Regions from separate parts of the Homo sapiens genome. Here region 1 is linked to region 2. A link is a contact called in ENCODE Hi-C or POLR2A ChIA-PET data. All regions are on one chromosome and are shown on one strand. Each heading gives the region's core, a stretch centred on a gene start or an enhancer-like site at or near the end of the contact. The rest is flanking DNA. Distances are from core to core; before and after follow the strand shown.

The links. A loop is a pair of places that touch in the nucleus more often than their neighbours do. ChIA-PET counts read pairs that join two places held with the same protein, here RNA polymerase II (POLR2A). Pooled maps may share reads with other maps.
Region 1: a pooled map shows a loop between it and region 2 (5-fold over the local background). The contact joins two enhancer-like sites. A Hi-C loop is called at or near these places in 4 of 50 pooled maps. POLR2A ChIA-PET finds 5 or more read pairs at or near these places in 3 of 52 experiments (activated CD4-positive, alpha-beta T cell and activated naive CD4-positive, alpha-beta T cell).

What each region holds. Positions count from the first base shown.
Region 1 is chr17:59,761,137-59,765,855 of GRCh38, reverse strand. VMP1 (vacuole membrane protein 1) reads right to left here. Exons shown (of 12, transcript NM_030938.5): 6 at 718-885. Among named protein-coding and RNA genes, the nearest start is that of VMP1, 56 kb to the right of the region's middle. Within about 2 kb of position 3,200, at least 7 of the 41 ENCODE cell types and tissues checked have a DNase peak (open chromatin) inside an H3K27ac peak, as active enhancers do.
Region 2 is chr17:58,336,408-58,341,601 of GRCh38, reverse strand. TSPOAP1-AS1 (TSPOAP1, SUPT4H1 and RNF43 antisense RNA 1) reads right to left here. Exons shown (of 5, transcript NR_038410.1): 3 at 3,923-4,154. Among named protein-coding and RNA genes, the nearest start is that of MIR4736, 3.0 kb to the right of the region's middle. RefSeq lists enhancers at 1,745-1,794, 2,235-2,344, 2,475-2,534, 3,280-3,574, 3,545-3,754 and 2 more and a silencer at 3,020-3,314. Within about 2 kb of position 1,326, at least 4 of the 41 ENCODE cell types and tissues checked have a DNase peak (open chromatin) inside an H3K27ac peak, as active enhancers do.

The DNA of each region.
Region 1 (4,719 bases), core at 1,951-4,450, 1.4 Mb before region 2:
ATGTAGTATACAGTTGACCCTTGAACAACATGGATTTGAACTGTGCCAGTACAAGTGATAATGGGTGTGCCTCTCATGGCTCCCCATCTACCTCCTCCACCTCCTTTGCCTGTGCCACCCCTAAGACAGCAAGACCAACCCCTTCTTTCCCTCCGCCTCCTCCTCAGCCTCAGCCTCTTCAACATGAAAATGGAGTGGAAATGATGATCCGTTTCCACTTAATTAATAATAAATATATTTCCTTTCCCTTATAATTTTCTTTGTAATATGGTATACAATACTGTATTAACACATACAAAATATGTGTTAATCTACTATTTATCATTAAGGCTTCCGTTCAACAGTAGGCTATTAGCAGTTAAGTTTTTGGGGAGTCAAAAGTTATATGTGGATTTCCTACTGCACAGGGGGTTGGCACCCCTAACCCACACATGGTTCAAGGCTCAACTGTGGTTCCATCATCTGTACTCCCTTGCCCTGCTGGAGTCTACTTGGCCTCAGTTGCTTTGTGATACATATGGTTCATGCCTTTCTTCTCAATGCCATTCATGAATAGGAGATGCTCTAAAAGGTTTCTTTTGCCTTGGAAGTAGGTAGCTGGTTACTGACTGAATCATTTACTGACAAGGAATATGTTTAGATTCCATTTCAATAAGGTACACACACTATCAAGATGGTGAGGTTAGTTTTAAACAAATATGAAAATGCATATCTTACCCACATGCAGGCTTCAATCCTAACTTTTGAGATGATACTCCACAAAGAAATGGTTCCTTCAGTGCCCTCTTCATCTGGACAAATAATCTGATCAGGATAGGGTGGTTCGGGAAAATTAACTGAATTGCATTCATAAGCAGCTAATGTAACTGAGGCTATATGTGGACCCTATAAAACAAATACAAGAAACTTCTGATAAGAACTATTAAAAAATTATCAATACACATTATTTTAAAAATATATTAATTACTGTGTAAGAAAAATCTTAGCTTTCAAAGAACAAAAATAATTCTAAATAATTTCAAGATGCAGTTAGTAATATGAAGAAAATAATCCTTCCCAGAATCTCTTCCTGGTTGACTTAAAAAAAAATCAGATTTATTGAGGTAAAATTTACACATAATGAGTCACTTATTTGAGGTCTACATTTCAATTAGCTTTGACGAACATATTCAGCCATATAACCACACCAATCAAGATACAGAACATTTCCATTACTGCAAAAATGATCCCTTGGCCAGGCACAGCAGCTCATGCCTGTATTCCCACCACTTTGGGCGGCTGAGCCAGGATGACTGCTTGAAGCCAGGAGTTCAAGACCAGCCTGGGCTACAAAGCAAGACCTCATCTCTACAAAAATTTAAAAAATTAGCCATGCATTGTGGCATGTGCCTGTAGTCCCAGCTACTCAGGAGGTAGGAGGCATTGCTTGAGCCCAGGTGTTGGAGGCTGTAGTGGGCTATGATTGTGCCACTGCACTCCAGTCTGGACAACGGAACAAGGCCCCATCCCTTATAAAAAAAAATCCCTTGTGTTCCTCTGTGGCCAATTCCCTCCCTCAAGTCCTAGTCCCCGGCAACCACTGATCTAATTCCTTGCTTGACTTTTATTTTATTTATCTATATTTCTCATTTGTTAGATAATTCCTTTTATTAAAAAAAACTTCCTGAGCCACTGTTCTTTTAGGCACAATTTGAGAATATCACTTTACGTCCTTACTTAAAAACAGCTGGTGATCTACCACCTCATGTAACCTTTCCCAGTGAGATCATAAAGCAAAAATGTAACTGTGAAACCAGTATCAATGAGTTTTACACAATGGTTCCTAAAAGCACAAGATGAGGTGTCTGCATACTAGGGAGTTGGTTAAAATATAAATTCCTGGGTCCCTTAAGCATAGGTTGATAGATGTCCTCTAGCATACAGTAACTAGCAGCCATCAGCTATTATGAAGATAAATACTTTATTTGTAGAATAAAATTATTTACATATATATACACGAGATTTTATTACTAATTATATTGTGCAAGTATTTCTGAATCTGAAGGTTTCTATTAAAGATTTCTCCAATGATTTTTCATAAATGAGACAGTCCCACAGAAAAGTAAGTGGGCTCTGTGTATAAGAAAGTATTTTAAGATCACTTGATGAAAGAATCTGTGGTTCAAAGTACATAAAATCTAGTGATAAAAATAAAACTAAGACATTCTACTATCAAGATAATAAAATTTTGTTTGATGTTAATATACAAAGTTGTTCACACATATGTGATATTTATCTCTAAATAGAATCGGCATTTTCTGTTAAAATAATACCTAAAAAATGAAATCCTTGGAACTGAATCAGTTAATTATTAGTTTTTTCTGGATCAAAAAAATCGATGTGAAGTTTTAGCCTTTGTTCCTCTTTTTGGGGACTTTTAATTCTTGGAAATGCAGAAATATTAAAGTATTAAAATAATTATATAAGATTTTGAAAATACTTTGACTACTTAGGTTTTTGAAAACTTATGATTAACCATGAAATCTACAATCATTTCTTTAAATGCCAGGTGCACACAAGAGATTTCACACTTGGGGGAAAAAAGAATTATTTTGTGATACTACAAAAAAACCCCAAAGTTTGTGATATTCAGAATAACTGCATAGTTTGTGAAACATTTCTCCTCATACAATTATAGCTATCAGACATAATTAAAAAAAAAAGAAGAAATCAGCTGTAACTTCCACCTTTACTATTAGAAAACACAAAAGAGACATATGAATGCCAATAAGTGAAAAAGAAGAAAATTTAAGAGTTTGTCCATGCTGTCCCCATGTTACTGTCCTCTTTGGCTACAGGTAGTCTACAGCTAAAGTTAGAAATGAATTTCAAGTGAACAAAAATAAATTGCTCTGGGAGCTAAAATAATGAGATTTCTGGGATAGATAGGAAAGAAAAAGCTATATTTGCATTCCAGAAATATAAAAAATGTATCCTAACAGATTAAACACATTATCCAATAAAATAAAAGTTCTTTATAGTTTTCATTTTTAGTTATTCTGAAAAGGGAAATTTTCAACAATCTGATTTGAGAATGTTTTTTCAAGTCTCTGATTTGAGAATTCTTTCTTCTAAAGAAGTCTGTTCATTCACTCAACTAAACTGACATATATTTTCCATAACCACACTAGTAAGTCATGATTACTCAGCCTTTGAGGCAGATGTGGTGGTTCCCAGACAAAATGAACATTAACAACTCAGTTTCTTGTCCTTTGTTCATAGTTTAAACTATATTAAGTGATAGGAAACCTCACAAGTTCTATTCAACATTTTAGCTTAATGGTTTTTAAATATAACCGATTTGAATGAAAAAATATGTTTATATGAAAAATTCAAATAAAAAAATTTTTGATTAAAAGTTTTAAAAGTTACACATAATTCAAACTACTTTTAAAGTATATTTTCTAAAAACTACAAGTCTCACTACAATGTAGCAAATATGAGTCACATTTTTAACCATACTAAACAAAGAAACAAGAGGGTAAAGACCCAAACAGCTATAGTATTAATTGAAAAGCCTAACTGGATAAAACCTGCCACAGGATATAAAATTTATATATTTACTGAGCAGCAGGTTCCAACTCTTGTGGGAGCATGGGTTAGGGATCCTGGTCTATGGCTGAAGGTTTTCTGTCTCACGGCGGATGAAGTAACGGATACTAGACTTTCATTTCTATAGCAAACAATTAGAAAACTGGACAAAATATATGGGACAATTCTTTTTAGACATTGTACTACAGGCAGTACAGGGCTTTGATTACTAAGAGAAGGGATAAAAATGAAGAAACCATACATTGACTCTGGCTTCTTGTCTGTAGACACATTCCATGCCTGCCAAAAATTCCATGGTCAAAAGAGCAAGAGCCCAAACAAAGCATGTTGCTCCTGCCGAGTTGAGAATGAGATTGGGGTTCACGAGTTCAGGATTCAAGAAGGCTGAGGCAGTCAGAATTTATGAGGCAGTATACCAGAAAAGAGAAAGCTACACAGAGAAGGAACTCTAGAAATCTGCACAGGGGTCCCCTTCAGACTCTGGCACACAAAGCTGCATTGCATGCTAAGGTGAGACCACAAGTCCAGGCAAAGAACTACAAGAACTACTGGGAAAAGAATAATTACTGGGGATTTGTAAACTGACCAATTCCCAGAGTTCACACAGGCCTGGGAAACATTTGTGATCAACCAGCTAGAGTAGAGAGACTCAGCATTCAACCCAGAAAGGTCATGCCTGGGTAGGTACGACCTTTCCTTCTGGTCCTAAGGTGAAAGCTACTCTAGTCTGACCCTAACAGGGTTTAAAACAAGTCTTAAAAAGATCAAGCTGATCCACAGGTAACTTAATTGTCCCCTTCACCCTCCCCCCACATCAATGTTCTATAGTGGAAGACAAAATCCATACAATCAACAATTTAATACTACATATCTAGCATTCAATTAAAAATTACTAGCACTCAATATAATATTACTAGATATGCGAAGCAGCAAATTATAACTCATAACCAAAAGAAATATTGCTCAATAGAAACAGACCCAGATTTGATGAAAAGTATCAATCCACAGACTTAAGAAACTGAACAAATCCAGTCAGGATCGACACAAAGAAAATAAAACACATGGGCTGGGTGCGGTGGCTCACGCCTGTAATCCCAGCACTTTGGGAGGCCAAGGTGGGTGGATCAT
Region 2 (5,194 bases), core at 77-2,576:
TATTGTTATATACTTAGGATTTGTTCACTGTTATACTTCAAATAAAAAGTTTGCTTTGGCTGGGTGTGGTGGCTCACGCCTGTAATCCCAGCATTTTGGGAGGCTGAGGCAGGTGGATTGCTTGAGCTCAGAAGTTTGAGATCAGCCTGTGCAAAGGGCGATGCCCTGTCTCTACTAAAAATTTTTTTAAAATTAGCTGGGCGTGGTGGCACACGCCTGTAGTCCCAACTACTTGGGAGGCTGAGGCAGGAGGATCACTTGAGCCCAGGAGGTCACGGGTGCAGTGAGTCCCAGTTGTGCCACTGCACTCTAGCCTGGGCAACAGAGCAAGACCCTGTCTCAAAAAAAAAAAAAAAAAAATCAAATACAATAATTTAGGCAAAAGCAATTTGAGAGTTGTAAACTATGTAAGGAATTGTCATTATCCAAGGTTGCCTATCTCTAGGTAAGTTCTAGATAGGTGTGACAAGAATTTCATCCTTCCAGCATTGTTGGGTAATGGTAATAGGTGTTCCACCACATATATCATACATAAATACATCAAAACTGAATCAAAACAGAAACATTTTCCTTCAAGCACCAGGGCTTTTTTTTTTTTTTTTTTTTTCCAAAGACAGGGTCTTGTTCTGTTTCCCAGGCAGGAGCGCAGTGGCACGATTGTAGCTCACTGAAGCCTCCAGCTCCTGGGCTCAATCAATCCTCTCACTTCAGCTCCTAGAGTATCTAACAATACAGGTGCGCACCACTCCACCCAGCTCATTTTGGGGGTATTTTTGGTATTTTTTGTAGAGACAGGGTTTCAAATTCCTGGCCTCAAGTGTTCCTTCGGCCTCAGCCTCCTAAAAGGCTAGGATTATATGCGTGAGCCACTGTGCCTGGCCAAGGTTTTTTTAAAATTTTAATCTTTATGTTCTCGTTTTTTATAAGATAAAGTTTGGTTTGGGTTTTTTTTTTGTTTTTTTGTTTGTTTTTCTGTGGTTCTTTTTTTTTAGACAGGGTCTCACTATGTTGCCTAGACTGGCCTTGAATTCCTGGGCTCAAGAGATTCTCCCGCTTCAGCCTCACAAGTAGCTGGGACTACAGGCATGTGCCACTACACCTAGCTTAAATTTTTAAAAATGTGTTATATACTTCCTTGCTATTTGGATACAAGATTCTGAATGTGATTTAACCTGATTTGGTTCAAAGTCATTGTTGTAAACCTCCATTTTTGTATCATGTGGTGAAATGGTTCCGGGACTGACTCTTTTTCTACCTCTTGGATTCATAGCAACCTGTCAGCTGTCACTTCTGTTGCTCATGTGTGGCTGTCCCCCTTCCAGTCTTGTCTGACCTAGGAGAACAGACAGCCACACTTGGTAAAAATTGCTATAGGTTGCACCAATAAGGTTTAGACTGGGGAGAAGAGCACATGGCTGCCTGCCTCAGTCTTGGGGTTTCGAGGCCTTCACCAGTGGGAAGGTGAAATGCAGAGTCTACAGAGGAGTGAAGGCAGACCACAGAACATTAGGACTGGGGGAGTCATGACTTAGGCCAGCCCCTCACTTTTTAGAGGAGAGGACTGAGCCCCAGAGACTGGTCAGCTTGACTTCAGGAGCGGGTCGCTGCTACTTTGTATGTCCTACACTGCCTAGCTCAGTACCTCTTGTCTAAAGATGCTGTGTTTCTCTGCCATAAGATCCCAGGAAGCGGGAACTGAGTGCAGAGAACACTCTGCCTTGTGCTGCTGGTACCAGCATGCCAGATCCTCTGAGAAATAGGATGGAAAACATTTCCCCTCTATGCCTTGGCACTCCCCCATTCTCAACCCTCTGCCTTCCGGGTAGAGGGCAGACATTATGTTGTCCCGATAGGGAACTTGAAGTCCAAGGAACTTTCCTTGGGGGTCTATCTATGGCGGATAGAGGCCTGGGCCTCTAAGAGAGAGCTGGCCTAGCCCATTTTGAAAGCCCCTGTGTGCTGCTTCCGGCCTATGCACTCTTCTTCCTGCAAACTGAGCTCTTGTGTTACAGAGTGAGCGTGAGGGAAGGGAAGGAGCAGCTTCAGACAGCAGGGTAGGGGGACCTCAGTTTCTCTCCAAAATGGATCCCTCATCCCCTTTCCAAACCCAGCAACTACCACCCTTTCAACCCCTTCCCCCATCCCGGAAAATACCTGGAAGGAAGTGAGCGCTCTGGGGCCACTAGCAGGAAGTGGGGGGTTAACTGTCACCTCATCCCTGGGGGCTTGAGTAGCAGAAGGCAGAGGGGGAAATGCAAATCCATGCTTGGGAGGGAGAAGAACTCCTGAGAGGAAGCAGGTGGCAGCCAGAGCCCAGACTTCCTCCTGGGCCAGTGGTCCCAGCAGGGGCTGGAGAGGCCTGAGGCAAGGGAGTTATCACAGGCACTGAACAAGACAGCAGTCGGCCCACCCTGTGCAGGCAGCTGCAGCACTTTCTCTGGTCAGCTGAGTAGACTCACTTCCTCTGCCCTGCACCCCAGAGAGGCCGGGAGATGGAGGGCGGGGTCTCAGGAGGAGGGGTGGGGCATGGTCTGGATTCATGGAAGGTGAGGAGATGCAGGAGAAATGAAGGGGGGTATGTCCCTGGGGAATCAGCTGGAGGCAGGCAGGCATCAGTCTCTTCTGCTTTTGCTTAGGGACTAAGATTCAGGAATCCCTCTGGCCTTGGCACCTCCCCCTACCTTGTTCTAGACACCAGGGGCCAAAATTGAGAACCACATGATATCCTTGCAAAGGGATCGTTTATAGCACCTGGAAACAAGAATCTAAGAAGCAGCCTTTGGCCTTGTGCCTCTACACTAATCATCTATTACATCCCTATGGCAATTTCCAGGTTCAAAATGGGCCACCTCTATTATTGCATTTGACCCTCAGTGCCATCCCACGAGGCAATATTATTCCCCTTTCACAGATGAGAAAACTGAGTTTCCATTACATCTCTCGCCCACAGTCAGTGGCCTGGTGAAGCTGCACTGGTGCTTCAGCCTTTCCCCTTGCACAACGCTGCTGTCCCTATGGCCTCCCTTCAGTTCTCCATGGCAGATGGGGATCCAGGGCCCATAACTGGGGCAGGGGCATGGGGGTCCTCCAGGTTTCCCTTTTTCTTCCTTGAACCCCATCCAGCCTGCAGGTGGGGCTCTGGGGTTGCAGGTCCACTGACCTTAGTAACAAAGGCTCCTTGGGGGTGAGGGCTTCCATGCCTCCTGTGTTCACCCACCCTGGGACCCCTCGAAGAGGTGCCGGGACCCCTGACACCCACCCCCATTTTGTCCCAGGCTTCTCACCTCCCCCTCCCCAGAGCCGCAGCCCCATGACGCAGCCAGCCGCTGTTGCCCCATTGGCCCGCCCTAGTGCATTTGCCCTTATTTGGCCAGGCCAGCTCCAGGCTGGGTCTCCACCCCCGGCCCAGCCCCCGCAGGCCTGTCTCTCTCACTTCGTCTTTTTGAGGTTTGGCTCTGGGGCTCTGGGGCTCTGGGGCCCTGGCGGGCGTCACTTCAAACGCACTTTCTGGTTGAGTCACTTTTTAACGGCTCCAGTGCTGTGAGCTGCTGCTGCTGCTGGGTCCCTGGCCTTGGGGGCCAACCCTCCCCCATTTGACTGCTTAATAGGCTCTGAAGGAAAGGGCTGGGGAGGCCATCTGCTGCTGGAGAGACTCTGCGGGCCACCTGGCCACCCAGTTAGGCCCCTCTGCCCCCCAACCCACAAGCCTGGGCCAGAGGGTCCGCCCTGGGTCGCTCCCACTGCTTTTTCCAACGGGGTTGTGAGGGGAGAACAGGTCTTCACAGAAGACCTGTTCTTTGGGGACTTTGAATTGAGCTCCCTCTGGGGAACAGAAACGGGGTGCCCGATTTTCAGGAAGGTGAAACTTAACCTCGCTGAGTTTCCGGTTCCTCATCTCTGAGATGGGGATACCATCACTTACCTCACTGGGTCAGCATGACGATCAAGCGAGATTCAGATTGAGTGTGTTTCATCAAGTTCTCTAGCTGCCTGGGCTGCCTCCCTTCCCTCGGCCCCGAGTGCAGAACGTGGAGGTGAACGGGATGAATCCAAGCTGGTTCGCAGGGCAGTCCTCACTGAGCAGTCTCTTTCCAACTCTCACCACCTTTTCCAGCTGGTCCTGGGATGTGAGGAATCCTGTTGGGGGCAGGAGGCTGGCAGGAGGAAATAGATAGCTCTTTGCCCCTTGTTTCCAGACAAGATAAGGGGAGAATTCTACTAGAGCCATTCCTAGCCACCCTGCCTTCTCTGCATTTTGGGAGGTGTGCCCTCGAGCCAGCTGAGAAGATACCATGGCTGCCTGGGGGCTGGGCAGGATTTGGAACACAGATACTGCTGCTTCCTCCTGCGAGGTCTCTGGGCTCCTGTGCTCTTGGGGACTTCCTAGAGCACAAACAAGTCTTTTGGTCAACTCCCTCCCCATTTTTATAGGTGAAGAAACAGGCTGGGGTTTAGGGGCAGATTCAGTGACTGGCCCAGAATTGTACCATAAATAATCACAGGGTGAGGATTAGACCCCTAGTTTCTTGACACTTAATTTTATCCTCTGCTTGGTGATCCTGATGTTGGGATAGGGAGTGGGGCTGATGAGGGATTGTAGTGGGTTCCAGGCAGAAAACCAGCTCTTGGACCCCCTCCCTGTCCCCGCCACACATACACACACAATTTATTTGCAGCAGTTGGAACTGGAGCAGGTGCAGCTATGCAAGTTAAACCCAGCACCTGTGTGTGGAGAGAGTCCAGAGGGAGCTTTCATCTCTCCACTTGTGTCCCCAGAAGATCCCAGAGGAGAAAGCTTCTGGTTTCACGGCCACTCCCACAGCAGTGGTCAGGGTAGCCTTCCTCACACCCACACCCCCTTTCCACCCAGCCCGTCCTGCCTTTTCCCAGATGTTGTGGAAAGAACCCAACTTGGCCCTAACTTGTTTTGTGACCTCAGGCTGCCTTCTGCCTCTCTCTGGGCTTGCAGCTCTGTTTCCTGACTCGGGACCAGTTGCTGCCTAACCTTGCTGCTTAAAAGTCCTTGGGTCTTATGATCCCAGGAGATCTGAGCCAGAACCCTGCCCCAGTGCGAAGTGACCTCCTAGTGTGGGCCACTGTGCATTGGAGCTGCCCCTTGCCAGACAGAGTAGAGCAGGAGAGTATGAAATTAAACCTAGGGGAGTCTGGTACGAGCAGGCAGGGGCTGAGGGGC